Regions from separate parts of the Homo sapiens genome. Here regions 2, 3, 4, 5 and 6 are each linked to region 1. Evidence: read pairs that join two places in POLR2A ChIA-PET (ENCODE). Cell type or tissue: HepG2. All regions are shown on one strand.

The links. Peaks named below come from ENCODE experiments on the same cell type or tissue, not always from the same donor. Only the 100,000 strongest peaks of a DNase experiment are listed, where the experiment ranks them.
Region 2: POLR2A ChIA-PET joins it to region 1 with 70 read pairs; 35 of 35 experiments call an interaction of 5 or more read pairs at or near these places.
Region 3: POLR2A ChIA-PET joins it to region 1 with 10 read pairs; 35 of 35 experiments call an interaction of 5 or more read pairs at or near these places.
Region 4: POLR2A ChIA-PET joins it to region 1 with 31 read pairs; 18 of 35 experiments call an interaction of 5 or more read pairs at or near these places.
Region 5: POLR2A ChIA-PET joins it to region 1 with 39 read pairs; 19 of 35 experiments call an interaction of 5 or more read pairs at or near these places.
Region 6: POLR2A ChIA-PET joins it to region 1 with 17 read pairs; 28 of 35 experiments call an interaction of 5 or more read pairs at or near these places.

The regions. Positions count from the first base shown.
Region 1 is chr17:50,942,564-50,946,563 of GRCh38, forward strand. LOC124904102 reads right to left here and starts at 2,607. Exons shown (of 2, transcript XM_047437263.1): 1 at 2,487-2,607; 2 at 830-2,068. The coding sequence starts at 2,607. The coding sequence ends at 1,566. RefSeq lists enhancers at 1,302-2,185, 2,186-3,068 and silencers at 2,019-2,078, 2,139-2,188, 2,199-2,258. In HepG2, no CTCF peak of the experiment used is centred here; DNase peaks (open chromatin) are centred at 1,674 and 2,188; H3K4me3 peaks cover 1,286 bases.
Region 2 is chr17:50,850,353-50,854,352 of GRCh38, forward strand. No RefSeq gene overlaps it. Among named protein-coding and RNA genes, the nearest start is that of TOB1, 14 kb to the right of the region's middle. In HepG2, a CTCF peak has its summit at 1,923 (motif pointing right); DNase peaks (open chromatin) are centred at 1,919 and 3,099; H3K4me3 peaks cover 1,756 bases; H3K27me3 peaks cover 318 bases.
Region 3 is chr17:50,876,819-50,880,818 of GRCh38, forward strand. No RefSeq gene overlaps it. Among named protein-coding and RNA genes, the nearest start is that of TOB1-AS1, 12 kb to the left of the region's middle. In HepG2, no CTCF peak of the experiment used is centred here; no DNase peak of the experiment used is centred here.
Region 4 is chr17:50,882,368-50,886,367 of GRCh38, forward strand. No RefSeq gene overlaps it. Among named protein-coding and RNA genes, the nearest start is that of TOB1-AS1, 18 kb to the left of the region's middle. RefSeq lists enhancers at 2,310-2,838, 2,839-3,367. In HepG2, no CTCF peak of the experiment used is centred here; a DNase peak (open chromatin) is centred at 2,324; H3K4me3 peaks cover 634 bases.
Region 5 is chr17:50,888,910-50,892,909 of GRCh38, forward strand. LOC105371825 (a long non-coding RNA gene) reads right to left here. Exons shown (of 3, transcript XR_001752940.2): 2 at 3,992-4,000. Among named protein-coding and RNA genes, the nearest start is that of TOB1-AS1, 24 kb to the left of the region's middle. In HepG2, no CTCF peak of the experiment used is centred here; DNase peaks (open chromatin) are centred at 712, 1,002, 1,972 and 3,412; H3K4me3 peaks cover 2,673 bases.
Region 6 is chr17:50,842,710-50,846,709 of GRCh38, forward strand. No RefSeq gene overlaps it. Among named protein-coding and RNA genes, the nearest start is that of WFIKKN2, 9.1 kb to the left of the region's middle. RefSeq lists an enhancer at 1,711-2,236. In HepG2, no CTCF peak of the experiment used is centred here; a DNase peak (open chromatin) is centred at 1,802; H3K4me3 peaks cover 611 bases; H3K27me3 peaks cover 2,827 bases.

The DNA of each region.
Region 1 (4,000 bases):
TTTCGAGTTCCCGTGTGCAGCCTGCCTGGACGGAGGCCTTAGCCTCTGCCCTGAGTCCCGGTTGCATGGGAAGTCCTCTGGGTCTCAGTTTGGATGTTTGTGGGTGAGGAGCAGCTGCGGTGGGTAAGGGGTGGCTGATGAGGATCACGGGGTGTGCTGAGACTCCCTGGTCCTTCCCTCAGTGACGCCCCTGCTGTCGCCACTTGTCCCCAGGCTCTAGAAGAACTGGGTCTCTCTCTTGTCCAGTATCTGCCAGGGAAGAGGCTCTTAGGCTCTTATCTGTTGAATGGTTGAATGGGTCACTCTAAACAGCAGCTGTAAATAATGTCCATCTTTTTTTTTTTTTTTTGGAGACAGGGGGCAAACTTTGTCACCCAGGCTGGAGTGCAGTGGTGCAATGGCTGACTTCAACCTCAACCTCCCAGCTTCAAGTGATCCTCCTACCTCAGCCTCAAAGTAGCTGAGACCACAGATTGCATCACCACACCTGGCTAATTTTTCTTTCTTTCTTTCTTTCTTTTTTGATATAGAGTCTCGCTCTATCCCCCAGGCTGGAGAGCAATGGCGTGATCTTGGCTTACTGCAACCTCTACCTCCCAGGTTCAAGCGATTCTCGTGCCTCGGCCTCCCAAGTAGCTGGGATTACAGGTGCCCACCATATCCGGCCAATTTTTGTATTTTTGTGGAGAGAGGGTTTCACCATGTTGGTCAGGCTGGTCTTGAACTCCTGGCTTCAAGTGATCCGCCCACCTCGGCCTCCCGAAGTGCTGCGATTACAGGCATGAGCCACTATCATTTTTTGTTTTTAAATAGAATGGAAAACAAAAACTTACCTTGAAAAATCATTCTTACTGAAATGATTAAAAAGTAACATTCCTGTATCTTCCAAAGCTGAGCAGACACACAGCCGGGCCCCGTCATCCCTGCCCTGGGTATTCACCCAACAGAAATGCATTCATATGTTCACAATACACAGGAACTAGAATGTTCATAGTGGCACTATTCACCATAGCCAGGAACTGGAACCTCCCCAAATGTCCATTAGCAGTAACATGGGTGAATACATTTTAACAGAGCCACACAATGGCAAGCCACCAGCAATGGGTACGAACAGCCCTTGACTGCCTGTGAGAGTACTGACAAACCTCACAAACATAATATGCAGCAAAAGAAACCAGACGCAAAACGGCACCCACTGTATGGCTCCATCTACACACAGTTCAGAAGCAGGCCAGAGCGCCTGCGGGCTGAGTCAGGAGAGAGGCTGGACTCGGGAACAGTAGGTGGAAGGGGTCTCGAGGGGCTTCTGGGTGCCGGTGAGGTGCTGTTTTTTAATTTGGGTGCTGGTTGCACAGGTATGCAAAGCATGTGCAAATTCTTTCAGTTGTACACTTTGATTTGTGCAGTGTTCTGTGTGTGTGCTTAACTTCAATTTTAAAAAGTCTTAAAAATAAAAGTCATGTCTCCTGGAGCAGGTTAAATCCACCTCCCTTTTCTATCCAAGGGCAAGTGGAGAGCAGGTGGCTGGCCTCCCTGGGGCACAACCACGTGTCCCCTCATGGGTGCTACCAGAGTCCCTCCCCAGCCTGAGACTCCTGAAGCCCCAGACTCAGGGATTTTCTTTCCACTAAGCTCTGGTAAGTCCCACCATCACAGACCAGGCCTGTGTCGGCCCCAGAAGCAGGATCAGTGTTAGCTGCAGCCTGGCCCTCACTGGCTGGGTTACTCCGGGCCTCCCTTGCCATCGGCCACCCCCAGGCTTGGCGCGGAGGCGCAGGCCGCCTGGGTCCTCGGGTTGTGTCCGCTGGCCTCCCTCCACCTTCTTGCCCCTGGTGGGAGATGGGAGTGGGGCTTGGAGGTGGGGAGGTGGGGCTGTCGGTGCTCCAGGGTCCCCGCAGAGGGCAGGGAAGCCCTGGACCTGGTCTGACCTTGCGCGCTAGCCCCAGAGGTCGCCGTGCTCTGCTGTCGGCGTTCAGGTGCCCGCGGTCGGGCCGGGGAGGGCAGTAATCAAGCCGGCCCGGCGGCTGGCGAGGGGCGCGGGTCCAGCGCGCTGCCCTCGGCCGCCGCCCTGAGCGGTTATTTATAACCGCGGGTCGCGTTACCTCCTGACCTTAAGCTGGGGCGGGCGATCCGCAGCGATTAGCATCTATCTCCTCCCCGCCGCCCGCTGCGAACAAACACCCCTCTGTGCGCCCTCCCCCGCCCGCCCCGCGGGAGGCCCTGCAGGAAGCAGGATGTTGACCCGGAGCCTCCCTGCGCTCCTGCGGCGGCCCCGCCACATGTGAGTGGCGGGCGGTGGAGTGCGGGTGGGGGGGAAGCGGGGAGCAGGAGCTACTCGTGTTTGATGGCTTCCCGAGTTGCCAATGTCCTGGTCTATTCTGAGTGACCGCCTTATTTACAATATAGGGCTCCCCAGCCCGTGTCTGCCCAAAGGGGTGCCCTCTCCCAAGCCAGTGGGGGCCAGCCAGCCCTGGTTGGGGCAGCACCTGCACAGGTGGTCCCAGAATCACAGGCTGCAAACCGCATCCTCCAACAGCCAGGCCGTCGTTGCTCGATGGCAGCTGAAGGCCATAGGGGAAGGTGGTTGCGTCGGGGTCCCACAGCCATCCACGGCAGACCCCGGCTCCTGCCTGATGGTTTTTCCCAACGGCTCCCAGAACTCTTGATTCTGGTCTGGAGAAGCCTCATGAAAGGAGGCTGGGGTCGCAAGATTGGCCCATTCATTCAACACATTTTTATTTTATGTATTTATTTTTGAGACAGGGTCTTGCTCTGTCAACCCAGGCTGGAGTGCAGTGGTGGGATCAAAGCTCACTGCAGCCTCAAACTCCCAGGCTCAAGTGAGCCTCCTGCCTCAGCCTGAGTAGCTAGGACTGCAGGTATGTGCCACCATGCCCAGCTAATTGTAAACATTTTTGTAGAGGTCTTGCTATGTTGCCCAAGCTGGTCTTGAACTTCTGGCCTCAAGCGATCCTCCTGCCTTGGCCTCCCAAAATGTTGGGATTACAGGCATGAGCCACTGCACGCCAGGACCATTCAAAACTTTTTTTTTTTTTTGAGTCGGAGTCTTGCTCTGTCGCCCAGACTGGAGTGCAGTGGTGTGATCTCAGCTCACTGCAACCTCCGCCTCCTGGGTTCAAGCAATTCTGCTGCCTCAGCCTCCTGAGTAGCTGGGACTACAGGTGCCCACCACCATGCCTGGCTAATTTTTGTATTTTTAGTAGAGATGGGGTTTCACCATATTGGCCAGGCTGGTCTCGAACTCCTGACCTTGTGATCCATCCACCTTGGCCTCCCAAAGTGCTAGGATTACAGGCATAAGCCACGTTGCCCAGCCTCAACAGCTTTTTTTTAAGGCACCTACTAGGTGCCAGGCACCTTTCCAGGCAAAAATCCTTATCCTGTGGAGCTGACAGTCCAAGGGAAAGAGAGTCCTTCCCTGGAGCCTAGGGCCCCATGATGGAGCCACAGTCTAGGCAGTTGCTGAGGGCCCTGATGGGTGAGTCTTAGGGAGGGAGACTGAGGCAGGGAGTGGGAGGGCCAGGCTTGTAGTGCATTGTGGGACTGCAGCCTGCGCTGGGTATTTGCTGAGCAAGGCCAAGGCTATGTGAGACACTAACATCCTGAGCCTGTGAAGGCTGAGGCCCAACAGTGGGTGTGCCCCCTGCCTAGCTTCAAATGACCTTGCACCCAGGGCAGAGGGTGAAAAGCTCACCCAGTCTTGGGCGTCATCCTGGAAGAACTCATGGAAGAGGACCCACTGAGTCAGGACATTTGAGGAGCGCATTGAGGGCGGAGGGAGCCTGGGCTGCCCGCCTTTCTGCCACGCTCTCAGACACTTGGAGGCGCTTGGGAGGAGTTTGCCTGTGTGACGTGACCAGCCCCTGACCACTCCTTGCCTTCTCTGGGCCTCAGTTTCCACAAATGAGCAGTGAAGGGGTTGGCTGAGATGAGGCGTTTCAAGTCTGGCCGCCTGTGCCTCTGATCTAGAGACCCCCCC
Region 2 (4,000 bases), 92 kb before region 1:
AGGGGAAACAGCCTTAGGACCCTGGTATGATCAATAACAGACTCAAAGCAATCCTCACAATCATTACAACCAGCAATTTTACCCTGTGACCCTAATAAGCGCTGAAGCTGGTGTTTATGGATGACTAGAACACAGCTTTAGTGAGACTTACACGGATGGTAACCCATCCCTGTCCCAGACCTCATAGAAGGTGGGCACCCTTTACCAATTAGATGCCCTTTTGGTAGGGTTAATAATTTCCATTACTAATAGCTTACAGCACTTAATATGTGTTCAACATGCATTATCTCATTAAATATTTACAACCCTGTGATGTGTATATTTTTCACCTCCATTTAATAACCTGTCCATTTCAGAGATAATGAAACTGAGGCTCAGGGAGATTGAATAATTTTCCCAAAGTCCCTGGCCAAGCAGGGAACCAAACCTAGGCGTGTCTATATGACTCCAAAGGCCACGTACTTAACCGCATGTGTGATATTTTCCACCACAGATTCAAGAACAGTCAAGTCTGGTTTCGTCTCATTTTTGTGTCCTCCCTTCTCCCTGCTAATATACCAGGAAGTTTTACTTCCTAGGATTCTCATGAAAAGGCACGTTTATAGCCAGCTGACCTCCCCTAAATAGGCTGAGCACATGCCCTTGAGGCTAAGCCGTGCGGGGAGAGGTGGAGGATTTGAGCCCTCTCTCACCACAGAGTAAAGAGAGTGCAGGTTATTCTATGTAGGGAAGAGGATTATGCTGAATGCTTTATTTATCTTACATGCTCATCACACCAACCCTAACAAGTAGAATTTGGAACCCTTTTACAGTTAGGAAATCTGAGGTGGAATCGTTTTAACAGTGCACTGCTATTTAAGGTTGAGTTTGAGATTTGATTCAAAGTCTGACCCCAGGCCAGGCGTGGTGGCTCACACCTGTAATCCCAGCATTTTGGGAGGCCGAGGCAGCGGATCACCTGAGGTCTGAAGTTTGAGACCAGCCTGGCCAATATGGTGAAACCCCGTCTCTACTAAAAATACAAAAAAATTAGCCGGGCTTGGGGCTGGGCACCTGTAATCCCAGCTACTCAGGAGGCTGAGGTAGGAGAATCCCTTCAACTCAGGAAGCAGAGGTTGCAGTGAGCCGATATTGCGCCACTGCACTCCGGCCTGGGTGATAGAGCAAGACTCTGTCTCAGAAAAAAAAAAAAAAGGAAAAAAAAAAGTCTGACCCCAAAGCCCACGTTCTTTCTCATAGAGGATCACGAGGAGTAATGTTATTTGGAGGCTGAATGAAGCCCCCTACACCACTCTAGAGCATTCTTACATCTGCAGGGGAAATTGTGGGGCCTAAACATGTGTCCCCGCTGGTCAAGTGAGTGTGAGACAAGGATCAGACGCTGGTGTCTTCTGTGCCAAAGCAGGATCCACACTCTGTACAGAATAGTGATGCTCTCTGAACAGTCCCAGGTCACATGAAGGAGTTTGGCCAGCTTGTGGTGGTATTTTCAGTGGATGACAGAGTGCTCAGCCACCAAGAGAACTTAGGGAAGCCTGGGGAAGGGCATTGCCCGGGGAAGTGACCCAGGCGAAAAGTTATTTGGGAATGTTAATTTCTGGCTGAAATTTATACAAAGCTTTCCCTTCAAAGCCTCATTCTTTGATTTATGTTCAAACCGGAAGATATTACAAGCACCCAAAAAGCCAAACTGGAAAAGGAAACTGCAGAGCTCCACAGACTTGTTGCCTTGGCCAGGGGTAGGGTGTGGCGATGGGAGTGGCAACTGGGAGTGACCTGGGGGTGTCTGAGTTTGTGCAATGAACACGCACTTTCCACCAACACCAACTTCTGGAGGGGTAGTACCTGCTGTGAGCCCTGACATCACAAAACCAAAAGAGGCTTTGTCACTAAAGGTAGGAAAACAAATGAGATGACCCCTAGAGGGAGCTTCTAGCCTGAGGAAGTTTCTAGATTAAGCATGAAACTGAAACTGTCTTAAAAGGAAGGAATTCGACATCCCTCTGACACAGCCTGACGCCCCTCTCAGTCCCACCTTTTCTTTCCTTGGACTTCTTACTGGTCCTCCCCATCTCACTCCTGGGTTTGATGAATAAAGAAGTTTTAAACTATTTCTCTTTCATAATGTTTCTGTACAAAGCTTGAAACAGTGAAAAAATAAGTTAAAATGTTCAAATTCAAAGGCAGGTTCTCCCAGGAGAGATGGGCTGGCAGCAGAGCTTCTATTTCTGATTTCCTCTGCCTTTTTCCCCAAGGGTTAGCAGCACACATTCTTCCTACTGTGGCTACATCTGATGAAGAACACACACACACACACACACACACACACACACACACACACACCAGGACCAAGGTTTTCCTCTCAACTGCCTGTTCCTCCACTGGAGCTGGGAATTTGAGGGAGCCCAGGCTTCCCCGGGTGCTTCCAGTGGACATTGTACCCATTCTTCATAGCTGGATATCTCCCCCCAGATCTAGCATCCCTAAGATAGGCACAGTCTCACCCTTTTTTGTTCATACCCCTACATTTTCCTGTGTATTATGATTATTTGGGCGTGTGTGTTATCGTTTGCTAGAATGTAAGCTCCTTTAGAGGTTCCGAAGGATTGTATATATCACTGCCAGTTCCTAACGCAGGAGATGCTTAATAAATGTGTTGAGTGGATGAATACAGGAGCTGTTTTTAATCATATCTCACCTTGTTTGAGAAAGAATTTAGGGACAAGAATGGAATCTGAGCCCAGGGCAGCCACTTGAGTCAACATCACCCTTTTGCTATCACAAGTACTAGTAAAGCTCAGGACCCAAGACTTCAGTATGTGAAGTGCCTATAGTTGCTTCTCAACAAATCTAATCATCCAGAGAGCAGTCGCAATGTAAGTAAGTAAAGCTAGCACGTAGCCCTCAAACTCATATCTTACTCCATTGTGTTTTTGCAACCGATTTCCCTTTCCTAATTGTGCCTGGCAAAGGCTGATAGCAAAATAAGTTTGGGATTGCTGAGCAAACAATCACAAGTGAGGTTTGCAGGAGAGGGGGACTGGGCACAAAGTGCAGCTTAGATGACTTCTAAATAATCAGGTGGGGCTCTTTTTATAAAATCGACCGGTTGAGGTCAACCAAGGGAGCAGGATAGTGTAATGGTTAAGGATCATGGACTTTGGAAACAGAATCCCACAGTTCAAATCCTAGCTCCGCTGGCTGTGACTGTTGCAAGCTCTCTGCCTCCACTTATATATCTGTAAATGGGAGAAACAGTACAACCTTCAGAGGGTTGTTATGAAGTTGAACTGAATTTAAATGGGGCAGTATCTAGCACATAGTAAATTCATATAAGGGTTGCCATTATTACTACTGAGCTTTTGGGGTTGGTCATTCCCTCTGGATTCCATAAGACTTTGTGATAGTATAAAAATCATCCTTCAAATAGGCAGTGCTTTACGTAGGAGCAGTTCCCCATCCTCCTTGAAAATCTGGGAAAAAAACACGCGCACAATCTTTGGGAAATGGCGGTGTCAGAACTTCTGCAAAGCCTCCTTCCGAGGAAACTGATCTCCAGGGCAAGTTGTCAGGCAGTGTATGCATAAGCTCTCTCCTTTACTGTCCTTTCCACCTTTCCCAGGCCCTGGAAGCAAAGGCAGATAGAAGACATAACACCCTGGTCCCTTGCCGGCTGCCAGACCCTTCTCCTTTGGCAGATGCTCCTGGGGAGATAAGCTCTCACCTCCATCTCTCTATTCCTTTTACACAGAACCCAAAAAGTTCTTTGAACTTTAGTGGTTCAGAAAATAAACAAGAATCTTCTTTCTAAGTTACCAAAAAAAAGTTTCCTTCCTTTCTTCCAGCCTTTTTCAAGATTCACAAAGAAGAATTTCCCCAGGTAAAAATCTTTTATAGCTGTGTGAAAACTGTTTGTTCTCAAAGTCTTTAGTTAAAGAGCCTCTGGTGACACCTTAGTTTCTAGAAAGGTTGACTGCAAAGATTGCAGCTATCTTAAACC
Region 3 (4,000 bases), 66 kb before region 1:
CTTCCAGTGAGACTCTTGACAAGGCAAAAGCCAGCGAAAGCATCACATTCTCCTAACTACTGTGATGGGTTTAGGGATGGCTGATCAGAGCCAATAACTCAATTCTGGGACTTCTGTCTGAGGTCTTGGGATAAGGACTCTTTCCCATGAAATATGAACCTGGAAGTATTCATTGTTGAGGCTCCCAGGGCCATCTTAGTACCAAAAGGAGAGAGCCTGTCAGAGAATGTAGCTAACCCAGGTAAAACCAAGAAAAACCAAGTCCTGGAAACAGCCTTTTGAGCAGCCCTTGAATCAACTTTACCTGGACTTTCAGCTACAGGCTGTCTTAGCATAGGTTCCTAAACAAGCAGAGCCCAAGGCAAAGGGCTTTGCGCTACCACTTTATTTTTTATTTTTATTTATTTATTTATTTATTTATTTATTTATTTATTTATTTCGCTCTGTCGCCCAGGCTGGAGTGCAATCGTGCTATCTCAGCTCACTGCAACCTCCGCCTCCCGGGTTCAAGCGATTCTCCTGCCTCAGCCTCCTGAGTAGCTGGGATTATAGTCGCGTGCCACCACCCCAGCTAATTTTGTATTTTTAGTAGAGATAGGGTTTTGCCATGTTGGTCAGGCTGGTCTTGAACTCCCGATCTCAGGCGATCCACCTGCCTTGGCCTCCCAAAGTGCTCGGATTACAGGTGAGAGCCACTGCGCCTGGCCTTATTTTATTTTATTTTTTTTGAGATGGAGTCTTACTCTGTCCTCAACCAGGCTGGAGTGCAGTGGTATGATCTCAGCTTACTGCAACCTCCGCCTCCCAGGTTCAAGGGATTCTCCTGCCTCAGCCTCCCTAGTGGCTGGGATTACAGGTTCCTGCCACCACGCCCAGCTAATTTTTGTATATTTAGAAGAGACGGGGTTTCACCATGTTGGCCAGGCTGGTGTCGAACTCCTAACCTCAGTTTGCTACCACTTTAAGAGGGAGTGAAATCCCAGGAAGCAGGAGAGAGGGGCAAAGAGAGTAAAACAGCAAAGGAGGAGAACCTATTTCAGGTTGCGTTATTAAACCAATTGCTGTTAAGTAAAATTGCTTGATTCCATGGATTAGTCCTCCAAGAAGCCCTATAAACTGTATCCCTTTATGTGAGAAAAGAAAGGGGAGAATTCATCCATTGGTTCCCATCTCCCACTGGTCAAATAATTTATGCCATGTTGCATAACTGTATTGCATGGGTGTGTGTCCTGTCTCTCCAAGAGGCCTGCATTGTCATGAGAGCAGGCCAGTAGCTTCTACTGCCCTGTGCCTACACCATCCACAGAATGCTTAGTAAATATTTGACTGAACTGACTTTTCATAAAGTTCAGCATTCTGCTATTTGATCATTTGCATCCCAATGAGTTTTCCCCAATTTGTGCTGTTTTATTAACCTGTTAAATGTTATCATTTGAGTGGTACTTACACAATCAATTGCCAGCTGATTTCACATACTCAGTGGCATTTGGATTCTAAAGCCAAATCATTATCCTTCTATTCTCAATATGGTTAAAATCAAAAAATGTTAAATGACATGTAAACTAGCTCCAAGAGATTCGATGTTGACCAACACAGGGATTCCAGAAACTAAGAATGGAGAGACCAAGGGGAAGGAAATAACTAAAGAACTCAGAGAAGAAAAAATTGATGTATCAGTTAAGTAATAATTAAAGTTTTGGCTAACATAATTAATAAACTTGACTTGGTAGATATCGGTGTTCTTATAGGACTTTCCACATATAGACATTCTTTTCAACAACCCATGGACTAGTTTTAAAATTGCCTGTGTAATATGTAACCAAGAAAATTTACATAAATTCCCCCAAATAAAAACCTTATGACCTATACTGTTCATAGATCATTAAAGCTAGAAATTAACAACAAATATAGCAAAACATCTCTTTACTTGCATTTTTTTTTTCAGACAGGGTCTCACCCTATGCCCAGGCTGGAGTGCAATGGTGTGATCACAACACTGGAAGGTTAAGGCAGGAGGATCGCTTGGGCCCAGGACTTCGAGACCAGCCTGGGCAACATGGTGTGACCCCGCCTTTACAAAAATTTTTAAAAACTAAAAAAACCAAACAGAGCTTATTAAATGATTAAGAGCATACTATGTACAACTACATTAAATTTACAATCCTTAAGGAAAATGTAAATCATCTAAATTGATTTAAGAAATAGTATCAAACCTAAATAGACCACCAACAATGGAAAAAAACTGGTTTAAGATCTACCTCCAAAAAAGACACAAAGCCAAGGTGGTTTTACGGTAAGCTCTGCCAAAAAAATTCCTGTATTTGAATTTTCAGAGCTTAGGGAAGCATGAAGGTCTTGAAGTTCTTATAAACTCACTCTACGAGTTGGTATAACATGGATACCAAAGTGGACAATGATTTGAGCAACAACAACAGAAGATAAAACCAGGCACGGTGGCTCACGCCTATAATCCTAGCACTTTGGGAGGCCGAGACAGGCACATGGCTTGAGCTCAGGAGTTTGAGACCAGCCTAGGCAACATAGCAAAACCCTGTCTCTAGAAAAAAAAAAACACAAAAATTGGCTGGATGTGGTGGTGTGCACCTGTAGTCCCAGCTACTTGGGGAGCTGAGGCAGGAGGATCACTTGAACCTGGAAGGTCAAGGTTGCAGTGAGCCAAGATCACACCATTGCACTTCAGCCTAGGTAAAAAAATGAGACCCGGTCTCAATCAATCAACCAATCAATCAATAACGAAAGCCTAAATTTGCTTATGAATACAGATTTTAAAATCCTAAATGAAATATTAGCGAATTGGATGAGTGTATTAAAAGTATAATGCAAGGATGGCTCAACATTAGGATATCTGTTAATGCAATTCACTATATTAATAAACCAAAAGGGAGCAATGACCTTTTCAACTGATGCAACCAAAAAAGCATTTAACGAAATCTAATACTCTTTCATGATTAAAAACAAAACTCTTTTTTTGTTTTGAAATAGAGAATGACATGTCTTTAACTTGATAAAGTATCCATCAGAAACCTACAGCAAAGGTTGTACTAATGGGGAAGTGTTAGAAACTTTTTTTTTTTTTTTTGAGACAGATTCTCACTCTATCGCCCAGGCTGGAGTGCAGTGTTGTGATCTCGGCTCACTGCAGCCTCCACCTCACAGGTTCAGGCAATTCTCTTGCCTCAGCCTCCCAAGTAGCTGGGATTACAGGTGCCTGCCAAAATGGCTGGCTAATTTTTGTATTTTAGTAGAGATGGGGTTTCACCATGTTGGCCAGGCTGGTCTCGAACTCCTGACCTCAAGTAATCTGCCCACCTCTGCCTCCCAAAGTGCTGGGATTACGGGCGTGAGCCACTGTGCCTGGCCTAGAAACATCTTAAAGTCAGTATTGAGACAAGCAGGGTTGATACCATTGCCATTAGTCAGTATTGAGACAAACAGGGTTGGTACCATTGCCATTATTAAACAAGCCTGGAGTAACTAGCCATTTTAATAAGACAAGAAAAGGAAATATGAGGTATACATCATAAGAGGCTGAGGTGGGAGGATCACTTGAGCCCGAGAGGTCAAGGCTACAGTGAGCTGTGATTGCCCCACTTCCCTCAGCCTGGGTGACAGAACGAGACCCTGTCTCAAAATAATAAGAATAAGAAAAAATATATATATATATATTCATATATATATAAGAATATATATATTCATATATATAAAAGAATATATATAAATTATATATAATTTATATATAAATATATTATATATATATTATATATAAATAATATATAATTTATATATATTATATATATATTTATACATATAAATATATATAAATTATATATAATTTATATATAAATATATAAATTATATATTATATATTATATATATTATATATTATATATTATATATATATAATATATACATATTTTATATATATATATATATTTTTTTTTAGACAGAGTCTTGCTCTGTTGCCCAAGCTGGAGTGCAG
Region 4 (4,000 bases), 60 kb before region 1:
TCCTCCTGCCTCAGCCTCGTGAGTAACTGGGACTAGAGGTAAGTCTAGTCCTCCATGCCTGGCTAATTTTTTTTTTTTCTATATTGCTCAGGCTGGTTTGAACTCTTGGGCTCGAGCAATCCTCCCATCTTGGTCTCCCAAAGTGCTGAGATTATAGGTGTGAGCCACCATACCTGGCCTAAAATAAAATATTAAATACATTTTAACATTTATTATATTTATATATTATACATACTTTTTGTACAATTTGAATATATACATATATCATCTTTATATTTGGGGCTCACTTCTTTGTTTATGTAGTGTTTGTTTCCAAAAGCTTCCTTTATTATCTCTCACAAAAATGAGAACAGAATGCACACACCACACCTATCTGCCCTACATTCCAAAAGCATTAATTTATCACATTGGAAGAGATCTGTTTTTTTTTTTTCACTAGACCTCTTCTGTGAACAGAGATCTGATTTTTGTGCATTCTGAAATACCTATTTATTATAAGAACTCTGTAAATGGTTGGCTAAAATGGCTTTAATTCAATCCTAACATACTCCCTAATAGAGAGTTAGCCCTTTTGTCCTGTTTCCCTGCGTCTGGATTCCCATTCCATAAGCATCGCTCACAGGACTACTCTACTGGGTGCAGGAGAATAGGAGGCTGAGTAAGCCCCAGGCTAGTGGGACAGACACTTCCCAAGCCAGAAACCCAGGAGTCTTCTGAGACACCCCCTTTTGCTCACTCTGTCCCTAATTTCAAGCTGCCACTGGACCCATCCGCCTGACCTCCTACCTATTGATCTTGTCCGTTCGCCACCCTGCAGGCCATGAGCACCTCCTCCCTGGACCACCACGCCAGCCGCCTACTGGTTTCCCTGCCTTGACTCCTGCCTTCATTGCTAACACCTTCTCCACCCCACAAACAAGGGATGGATCTTTTAAAAATGCAAATCAAGCCTAGGCAACGTAGCAGGATCCTGTCTCTACAAAAAAAAAAAAAAAAAAAAAAAAAAAAAAAAATATATATATATATATATATATATATATATATATATATATATATATATATATAAATAAATTAGCCAGCTGTGGTGGCGTGCACCTGTAGTTCCAGGTAATTGGAAGGCTGAGGCAGGAGGACCACTTAAGCCCAGGGGTTTGAGGCTTCAGTGAGCTATGATCGCACCACTGCACTCCAGCTTGGGAGACAGAGGAAGACTCTGTATTAGAAAAAAAAAAAAAATGCAGTCCAGGCGCGGTGGCTCATGCCTGTAATCCCAGCACTTTGGGAGGCTGAGGTGGGCGGATCACTTGAGGTTAGGAGTTTGAGGCCAGCCTGGCCAACATGGTGAAACCCTGTCTCTACTGAAAATACAAAAATTAGCCAGGTATGGTGGTGCACGCCTGTAGTCCCAGCTACTCAGGAGGCTGATGCACGAGAATTGCTTGAACCCGGGAGGCAGATGTTGCAGTGAGCCAAGATGGTGCCACTGCACTCCAGCCTGGGCAATAGAGCGAGACTCCTTCTCAAAAAAAAAAAAAAATGCAAATCAGTCATGTTCCCGTCACCCTGCACCCACTGGGGTAAACCTATCAGTGTCTCCCATGACTTTTAGGGTGAGGACCAAAGCCCTCACTGCAGTCTACAGACCCTCGAGGATCTGCTGCCTGCCTGCCTACCCAGCAGAAGGCCAGAGCTTGCCCAACCTTCCTCCACCCTCTCTTACTTCCTCAAATACACCAGGTTCCCTCCCACTTCAGGGCCTTCTGCTAGTCCTGCCTGCAGCCTCTCACTTACTCCTCTCACCTCATTCATCCCTAGTGAGCTTAGCATTTGGCTTTTATTTCCCTTCTTCAGGGGAAGCTGCCCCAGTCCTATTACAGCAAACCCTCAGCTTTTTGCTCCCATAGTTCCTATGCAGCTATTTATTCAGTAGCTGTCTCCACCGCTGAGCAATGCAGTCGAAAGGGATAGGATCTGTGTCTACTTTGTTCCTTGCAGTATCCTGGGACCCCAGCACAGAGCCTGGTTCATACAGGACTTAATGAATGAGTGAGTGAATGAATGAATGAGTGATCCTGCTGTATTACCAGACAGATCGTGGTAGGGGCAACAGTTGCTGTGAGGTTTTGGGAAGCTGTCTTTGCCTGGGAGGTGGGGAAGGCAGGGCAGAGCCTAAAGAAGCCTTGAAGGGAGAGTGTTGCTTCATGGGCAGGGAAAGGAAAATGACATTCCAGACTCAGCCCCTACACAAGTGTGAGGCAGACTCCCATGGTTGTCAGGTCAGAGTAGGGAGAGGCAGAGATAAGGCTGCGATTGTGGGTGAGCTCAGCCTGGGAGGAGCTCTGCATACCAAAATAAGGACTGAACCTTGTGTAGGTAGTGGGGGAACCTGGGAAAGTGTGTTAGGCAATCTTTCCCCACCCCCTTCCTCTTTCCACCTCTCCCCTGCTTTCCTTCCTCCTGGAGATAGGGAGCAAGGTCTCCAGGGGCCAGGCAGGTGCTTCTGGTTGGAAAGGCCGTGACCAGGACTTGTTGGGTCCATTTGACTCAACGGACCCCTTTCTTGGCCCTGTCCCCAGATGTATAGGGCAGAGCTAGAGTTGTAGAAAAGGGAGACACACTCCTCAGGGCCACCACACTCACCCAGCAGGGGTCTGGGAGCCCCTGAAGCACCCGGGACCCCAGCCTCAAAGGTGGATGCTGGAGGGAGGATTTGAGGGAGCAGGCACCCATCAGTGAGAATGACGAGTTGACGGCACAGCTGACAAGTGTCTGGGGGTGTGCCACCTCCCTGCGCTGCTTCTGAGCTGTTTGCTTTGCCTTGGTACACTTGAGGGGTTGGAAGTCCTCAGCCTTCAGAGCTCCAGGTTTGAGGCACAGACAGGTTCCATTTTGCCCAAAGCCAGGCAAAGGCTCCTCTCTCTGAGCAGAGGTTGCTGGGTCACAGGAGCTCAGGGTGGCACTGCACTCAGGATTCGCAGCTGCCTTGACGTCACCAGTGTCCCAGGTGAAGGCACAAACTCCTGGCCTGAGGTGAGGCTGAGGGAGACAAGAGCCCACCAGACTAGGCCAGCACTTCCCATGGGCTTAGACCCCTGCTCTCCTGCCTCCTCTGATATTTCAAATCTTTCAGAATTTCAAAACCATAGGACCTATTGACTTCTAAGCTCCCCACCCTGCTCTTTGGGCTTAAATTGTGCTTTATCTCAACAGCATTCATTGAGTGCCAGCTCTGTGCAAAGCCCTGTGCTAATGTGCTAGGCTCTAGAGTCATAAAGATGAAAATTTTTCTTTTTTTAAAATAGAGAATAGTCAGTCTCACTTTGTTGCCCAGGCTGGTCTCGAACTCCTGGCTTCAACTGATCCTCCCATATTGGCCTCCCAAATACTGGGATTATAGGTGTGAGGCACCTTGCCCAGCCAATGAATACTTTATGATATGATCCCTGTTTTCAAGAGACTTACAGTCTAGTTAGGGAAATGGACACAAACAGACCCTTTCAGAACAATGTAAAGACCTCAGAAGAGGTCAAATTCTATTGGAATCCATCTGCTTTTTTTTTTTTTTTTTTTTTTTTTTTTGAGATGGAGTCCCACTCTGTTACCCAGGCTGAAGTGCAGTGGCACCATCTCGGCTCACTTTAACCTCCACCTCTGGGTTCAAGTGATTCTCCTGCCTCAGCCTCCCCAGTAGCTGGGACTACAGGCGCGTGCCACCATGCCCAGCTAATTTTTGTATTTTTAGTAAAGAAAGGGTTTCACCATGTTGGCCAGGCTGGTCTCAAACTCCTGACCGTAAGTGATCTACCCGCCTCGGCCTCCCAAAGTGCTGGGATTACAGGTGTGACTTTTTACTATCTGTAGGTAACTGCTATATATAATGCATGATCTATAATGCCCGACCCAACATTTTGTCATCTTTGCAATACTTGATTTTATTTTTTTTCCTGTAATATTTTGGGGTTTGAGATTATTTCGTTTGGTTTGGCTACAAGGAAGCCTA
Region 5 (4,000 bases), 54 kb before region 1:
TGGCACGTACCTGTAATCCCACCTACTTGGGAGGCTAAGGCAGGAGAATCGCTTGAACCTGGGAGGTAAAGGTTGCAGTGAGCTGAGATTGTGCCATTGTACTCCAGCCTGGGTGACAGAGATGGTGTCTCCAAGAAAAAAAGGAATTGCCTCACTTGGCTAAATTTAAAGTTGACAATATTGGTTCCCAGATTTGAGGAAATTTTTTTCTCTTTTTTTCTTTTTGAGACGGAGTCTCACTCTGTCACCCAGGCTGGAGTGCAGTAGCACAATCTCAGTTCACTGCAACTTCTGCCTCCCAGGTTCAAGCAATTCTCCTACCTCAGCCTCCTGAGTAGCTGGGATTACATGTGTGCGCCACCACACCTGGCTAATTTTTGTATTTTTAGTAGAGACAGCGTTTCTCCATGTTGGTCAGGCTGGTTTCAAAATCCTGACCTCAAGTGATCTGCCTGCCTCGGCCTCCCAAAGTGCTGGGATTAAAGGCGTGAGCCACCGCATCCTGCCCAAAAAATTTTGATAAAGCATCAAATCCCAGTCTGGTCACCTCTGCTCTAAGAAACTAAGAAATCCTGTCCCTGAAACCCAGATCCTGGCTGCCAAAATAACACCATCATCCTTGCCATCAGCCACCACAAGGGCACTTACAGGGCATGCACTTTGAGCCAAGCTCAATCTAAGCCTTTGCATGTGCTAATGAACTCCTTCCCTGTTTTGACCTCTTGCCCACTTACTGTCTGCCAGATTTCTGGATTTGGCCCTCCCAGCTCTGAGCTCTGACAGATCCCACTGAATACCAGTTCCAATGGCTCCCTTGCTACAGGTTTCTGCAGGTCGTATCATGAGATTAGTTGCTATCTTAAATGGAAGCTCATGAAAGTGCTTCTCCGCTAAGGTAGAAGGAAACTCCATTTCGAACTCTCTCTGTCACTGCTGCTAAATGTCCCTTTTCCCAATGCTGCTGGGAATCTGACCCATGGACTTCTACAAACCTTCAGCAAATATGTGTTCCCTGGACTCTGGCTGCCTACCTGGAGGCTGACTTTGCCTGGAACTTTGCAGGCACCTCTCCTTCAGAGCTCTCATACCTACTAACACCCAATTACATCCTTCATTCTTTCCTAGCTTTATCCAAATGACAGTCAAGCTGCCTGGGGCTAAGGGGGATGATCTCTGAGTCCTGCATATAGATGGTGTATGAGATTTAAAGAAGGTGTGATTTTAAAAAAAGTGTGATTTGAGGGACGCTATTTATTTTATTTTACATAAAAAAGAAGAACCAGGATGCTGAAAATGATGCTATTGATTATAAATAGGAAGAAAACGCTAGTCGGTTGAAATAGCCAGTATGGTCTTGGTCATTCATAAGGAAAGAATGGCCCCTGTCCTGGGAGCTGGCTTTAGAAGAACCCACTGTGGCAGAACTGGTCAAATCCTCCACCACCTAGTACCTATAGGCTTTCAATTTCCTGCCAATAAGGCACCAAGGTCTGCCTGAGACTTGACATCTAAAAAACTCCTAATTGGCCAGGTGCGGTGGCTCATGCCTGTAATCCCAACACTTTGGGAGGCTGAGGCAGGCAGATCACTTGAGGCCAGAAGTTCAAAACCAGCCTGGCCAACATGGAGAAACCCATCTCTACTAAAAATACAAAAATTATCCAGGCATGGTGGCTGGCGCCCATAATCCCAGCTACTCAGGTGGCTGAGGCTCAAGAATCCCTCGAACCCGGGAGGCGGAGGTTGCAGTGAGCCGAGATTGAGCCACTGTACTCCAGCCTAGGCGACAGAGTGAGACTCCGTCTCAATAAATAAATAAATACATCAATAGCCCACGATTAAGCCAGGCATGCTGGCCCATGCCTGTTGTCCCAGCTACTCAGGAGACTGAGGCAGGGTAATCCCTCGCGCCCAGGAGTTCAAGGCTGCAGTGCACAATGATTATGCCTGTAAACAGCCCCGGCACTCCAGCCTGTGCAAATAGCAAGACCTCATCTCTAAAAAAATAAGATAAAAGCCAAAATGCCCACTATCTGACTCACCAAAAGGTGTGTATTTAAGGCGTTGTCTGCAGTGCCTGGCTGAACCTACTGAAGCCTGAGGAAAAAGGAAAAATCAATAATACAGGTTCTGTCTTCATTGAAAAGTTTGATATTTTGCGTCTCATGGATTTTTTGCACTAATTTGGATGTTGAAAATATTGCATTAAAATATTATTTATCTAGAGTATTGGGTGTTTTAGGCACTCCCTTAAATTTTGTGCCTAAGGTGAGTGCCTCACTCTCCTGGTCATAGTCCTGGCGCAGTGATGTCTACAAAGACTAATAAGATTTACCTGTTACCAAGCTCCTACTCTAATAAACATACTTAGCTCATTAGATTAGCTAGTTGATACCAGCCCGATCAGCTCACATAATTGCTTCCCTGGCCCTTGTTTATCCAGAAAGTAGAGTCCTGCCTCAAATTTCCTAGCCAGTGGTCATGTCTGTACTCTTTGCTGCCAAACCCTTTCCAGACCCTCATACTGACTGCCTGGTTGGGCCCCTACCGACACTGTCGACCCTCTGAACATTGTGCACAACCCTAGGAAGGAGCACTAGGTGCTGCCTAACTCTGGATCCCCGACACTAACTCCCTGGCCCAACTGGACTCTTTCTCATTTATCTGTGTCTGAGTCTCCTGGGCCTCATTCCACCCTCCCAGAAGTTCTTCCTTTACTGCTTGCCTCCTGGTCAGGTCTTCCCTGAAAAAATACCCCACCTGTGTGTGAATCTTTCTGGTTTCTGGGTCTCGTGCCTCCCCTAAGCAATGCAAACCTTGAGTCAAGTACTACGCTCTTGCCCCAGGCCTGGCATTGTTACGTTAATAACCATTGAGAGCATACCATGTGCCACTGACCCATGCTTTCCTTGTGTTAACCCACATGCACCTCATCGTAACCTTATGAGTAGATACTATTGTCATCTCCATTTTACAAATGAGCAAACCAAAGCCCAGAGAGGCAAAGTTATTTGCCCAAGGTCACACAGCTAAGAAGTGGCAGAAATGGGCTACAAACACAGTTTCTAGAGCCCAACTCTTAACTATCATGTTACCTAGCTTCTGCTTACAGTCTAAGAAGCCCTGCGTGGAAAGTTTGGAATCAGATGAGTCTCAAATTCAAATCCCAGATGTTCAGTTTATGAGCTTCATGGCTGTGGGGTGTCACTTTAGTTCTCCTGGTCTCAGCTCCCTCATCTTGCATGGCTTTGTAAGAAGTGACATTAGGCCCTCAGTACACAGTAGACACAACCATCACCCCCAACCTTTCCTGCAGGATAACCCTAGCAACCACAAACATGCTGTGAGCAGGGCCTAAGGCACTTAATTCCACACTCTGGAAATGTCAGTAACCGTTGAAAAGAATAAAGCCAGTTCTATTTGTAAAGCATTTTACTGCCGATGGAGGAGGTGAAGTGCATGTTGCGTTTGAAGGTTTGCAGCATGAACTCTAGAGGTCAGCTACCGAAGCTGAAGCCTGGATTCCACAATCGTGTGTGACTTTGGGCAAGTTTCTTTCTCTTTTTTCTTCCTTTTTTTTTTTTTTTTTTTTTTTTTCGGAGACGGAGTCTTGCTCTGTCTCCCAGGCTGGAGTGCAGTGGCACAATCATGGCTCACTGCAGCCTTGACCTCCCAGATTCAAGAGATCCTCCTACCTCAGCCTCCCAAGTAGGTGGGACTATAGGCGTGCACAATCACACCTGGCTAAGTTTTTTTTTTTTTTTTTTCCAGCGATAGGGGTCTTGCTATGTTGCCAGGGTTGGTCTTAAACTCCTGGGCTCAAGTGATCTCCCCAGCTCGGCTTCCCAAAGTGCTGGGATTACAGGCATGAGCCAACGTGCCTGGCCTGGGCAAGTTTCTTAAATTCCCTATAGCTTAGTTATCTCATCTTTAACCGAGGGACAATAATAATAACAATAATAATAATAATAATAATAATCATAGCACCTACCTTGCATAG
Region 6 (4,000 bases), 100 kb before region 1:
TCAGAGGCAAGAAGGTGGAGGAGATGGGAACGGAGCAGGCAAGGACAGCTGCCAGCTGTGACTCACTAGGGGGCCTCTAGGTGAGGCCTGGTCCCAGGAAGACTGTGTCAAAGCCCTAGGTAAGGTCAGGGTGTGGGGCTTGGTTCCCAGAATGGGGACAGCAGTGCCTTTGGCCCCAGGAAGGCCCACAGCAGCTCCCGAGGCATGGAGACGTGTTCAGCCATGGCACACCCCACAGCCTGTTTGTCCCCAAGAGACACCACTTCCCTGCACAGTTGCCTGTGTTTTCCCGGGCCCCAACCCAAAAGAAGAATCCAGGCCCAGCCTAGCCTGGCCCAGCCCATCTCATCTGCAATAAGGGCGTGAGGAGGAGGTCGGGAGCAGGAAGAACAGAGGCAGAGGATCCAGGGTTTCTCAAGTTGACATCGGGAGAACACTGAGCACAAAACTTAGCCACCAAAGTGGTGTGAGCAGCAGCCACGGGTCCCCACCCTGCTCAGGTCAGGTAACCAAGGAGGGTGAGGATGGTCTCACCCTGTCCTCAGAGGCCCAGGGACATTCTGTGCACCTGCTTCCAGCTCGAGCTCTAGCACATTACCATGCAAGCTGTGGGGGCAATTGTCCACATGCCAGCACCTGTCACCTCCCTTTTCAACCCCATTTGCACAGATACGGGACCTGAACGTGCGGCTGGGCCGGGACAGCAGGGCCCCCAGTCGCACGTCTGCTTCCCTGATGAAGGTGTGAGGTTCAGGAAAATCCCACTGTGGGGCTCCCTCTCACCAGACCACTGCCCACATACAGCCCCAGACCTGGGATCCCTGTCACACTCCAGCCCCACCTGGCAGAGCGAGAAAACTCAGCCCGTGAAGTCAGACTTGCCTAGGTCTGAATCTGGGCTCTGCTGCTTACCTGCAATCTCTCTGAGTCTCTGTTTCCTCATCTGTAAAACAGAGGGTAGTAAGATCACTCTACAAGAGGCTTGGGAGCTGGGCCCTATTAACCGGGTACAACTGGAAAGCCCAGGAAGGAGGACCTGGCGCCGAGTGGCTGCCCCCTGCCCCCTCCCACCCTCGGCAGCTCTCAGCTCAGAACAGACCCCAGAACCGAAAGGCCTCCCCTCACGTTTCTGGGTCTGGGGCTTTGCAGTTTCAAATGTTTTATTCTATTGCTCACAGAGTATATCCAAAGTGAACACCCACTATAGACTGATTTGGGGTTCAGAAAATATGGGCACTTAGGGAATGGGTGGTTTCGAACCTATTATAACTTCTGACCTACTACCTGGCATTCATTTTCTATCCTTGAAACCAAGCCGGGGTCCTTTCTTTCTGTTACCCTAGGCCTTATACAAAGCCTGGCATCTAGCAGGAGCTCAGGAAAGGGTGGATGGAGCTCCCAGGGCCTGGTTGCCAGCCAGTCTCGGGAGGTTGCTTTGCTCAGTCAAATCGAGGAGATTTGGCCCCAGCCTAGGTCCTGGGACATAACGAAATTGAGGCCCCTTTATCCAGGCTAGACTCACCTGTCTCCTGTCTGCCCTGGATACTCACTCCTCACCTTCCTGCACCCACTTGGCTCTCTCCTTCCTGTTCTGACCCTCAGTTTGCCTCTTCAGAGGACTATTCCCGAGCGGGCCTGTCTCCAGATCAGCCCCCAGGGCCTCTGGGGCAGGGCAGCTTGGCTTTTTCCACCCTCCGCCTCCCCCAGCACCTCCAGCCTGCTAGGACACTCTGCTCCATTGTCTAGCCAGCCGCTCCGTAGTCTGATGTCACCCCCCGGACAGTGGGGCTGGAGAGCAGGGATGGGGTGAACCCTGACTAGAGTCCACAGCATCGGTGATTGCCTTAGGCCGTGGGGAACTCCCTCCGTCCCCTTGTCCTATTGTAAAACAGCAGCATGCTTGCGCACGTCCTATGTGCCAGGTACCAGCTCTTGTAAGCTCCACTGCAACTGGAGGAGACAGAAGGCTATTTTGTAGGTAGGAAAACTAAGGCTAGACGGGATAAGAAACTTGCCCCAAATCGGATGAGTGGCAGAGCCAAGACTTGAATCCTGCCAGTCTGACTTCAGAGTTTTTGTTTTGTTTTGTTTTTGAGATGGAGTCTCACTCTGTCACCCAGGCTGGAGTGCAGTGGCATGATGTCAGCTCACTGCAACCTTCGCCTCCCGGGTTCAAGCGATTCTCGTGCCTCAGCCTCCCTGAGTAGCTGGGATTACAGGCGTGTGCCACCATGCCTGGCTAATTTTTGTATTTTTAGTAAAGACAGAGTTTTGCCATGTTGGTCAGGCTGGTTTCGAACTCCTGACCTCCGGTGATCCGCCTGCCTCGGCATCTCAAAGTGCTGGGATTACAGGCATGAGCCACCGCGCCCAGCCCAGAGCTCTTAATGCTCATGTTATGTTGTTTCTCCTAGTGTGCAACACACACACACAAACACACACACACCCTGCTCTGGGCTGGGCAGTGTGGAGTCCTATCAGGACCCCAAATATCTCTAAAGAGACTGCCTCCCATCAGCACACACATACCACTCAGGGCTGTTTACAACCTCACCCTGTGACAAGTATTTCTATCACACACACAAGCAGTCCTGGCCTAGATTCATCAGCCTTCTGCCTACTCATCCTTCAAGACTCAGCTCCTTGGGGAAGCCTCTGCTGTCCCCCGGCTGTGTGAGCACTCCTCTCTGAGTCCCTCTCCCTCTGTGTTTGTGCTGATCCAGATCAGAATCATTGCCTAGGGCCTCCAGGAAGCTGTGGGCCCAGCTCTCAGAGCTCATGGGGGTGCTTGCTGGGTGAAACAGAGGGTCCTGGGACCAGGGGCCACTCAGCGCTGCTGCACTGAACAACCACAAGCCTAGAAGGGGCCTCTCTGGGGTCCTCCCTCTTTTTCCCAGCTCCACCTCATGTTGCCTCCTCCTCCTCCTCTTCCTCCCACCTCTCTGAAGAGTCTGAAGCTTCCCTCCTACTCTGGAGAATTTGTGATTAATGCAGGCGGGATGGGTGGCAGGGTTCCTGGGCCCTATTCTTGGCTGTGGCCTCATTCTGGAATGTGCCCTGAGGTCAGGTGACACTCCTCACTCAGGCTGTGTCAGGAGGAAGGAAGAGTAAACCTCCAGCTGACATCTCCTGAGGGAGAGGGCAGGGTGGGCAGGTGGGCAAGCCCCTCACCCCTCTCCTGCCTGCCTCCCAGGCTCCTGAGGCCCTCGACCCATTTCAGGGTCACGTTGGAGTCCCTGCGGTCCCGTCCCAAATTACCCCGGGACACGGTACTCCACTAGGTCTCCAGCAATACTCTGGCCACCCTCAACCCCACTCGGATGAGGGAAAGCAGAACCCAGCCCAACATAGACTAGCCTCTCCTGGAGGTGGGGCCTCTTCCCAGGTGTCTGTCAGGGGCAAAGGGGGCACTTGCGTGCTTTCGGCCCTTTTCAGGCCTTGAGGACACTGCCAGAGACCCGACGGGAGGAGGTGGACCCATCCAGATAACTTGTTTTCTGTTTTGATGTGAGGGATGCATCCAATTCTGTCCATAGTCTAAGTGAGAGCAGACGACGGTGACTTTATCTCCTTTCTGGGTGGGTAGCCTGGAAGCGAGGAGGGGCCTAGGGTTTTCTCAAGGACCCTGGGCAGGGGAGAAGCACAGTGCCAGGAGTGGGGTGGACATGAGAATGCTAACCCCTGCGCCAGGCACTTTACGTGGACTGCCCGGTTGAATCCTCCCAACCCTCTGAAGGCACCATATTATTTTACTATTTCACCACTTGGCAGATCACACTCTAAGCTGCAACCTTCAGGAGGGCAAAGACCTATACACCAAACACAAGCCTGACCATGTTCATTAAGTGTTTGTCGAATGAATGAATGAATGGGGCAAGCCCTATAGGCTTTATGGAGGAAAAGAGGCCCTCATAGGTGCTATTTTACAGATGCTGAATCGGAGACTCTAAATGTTTAAAGGACCCAAGGCTATAGGGTCATTAAATGAAAGAGCCAAGAT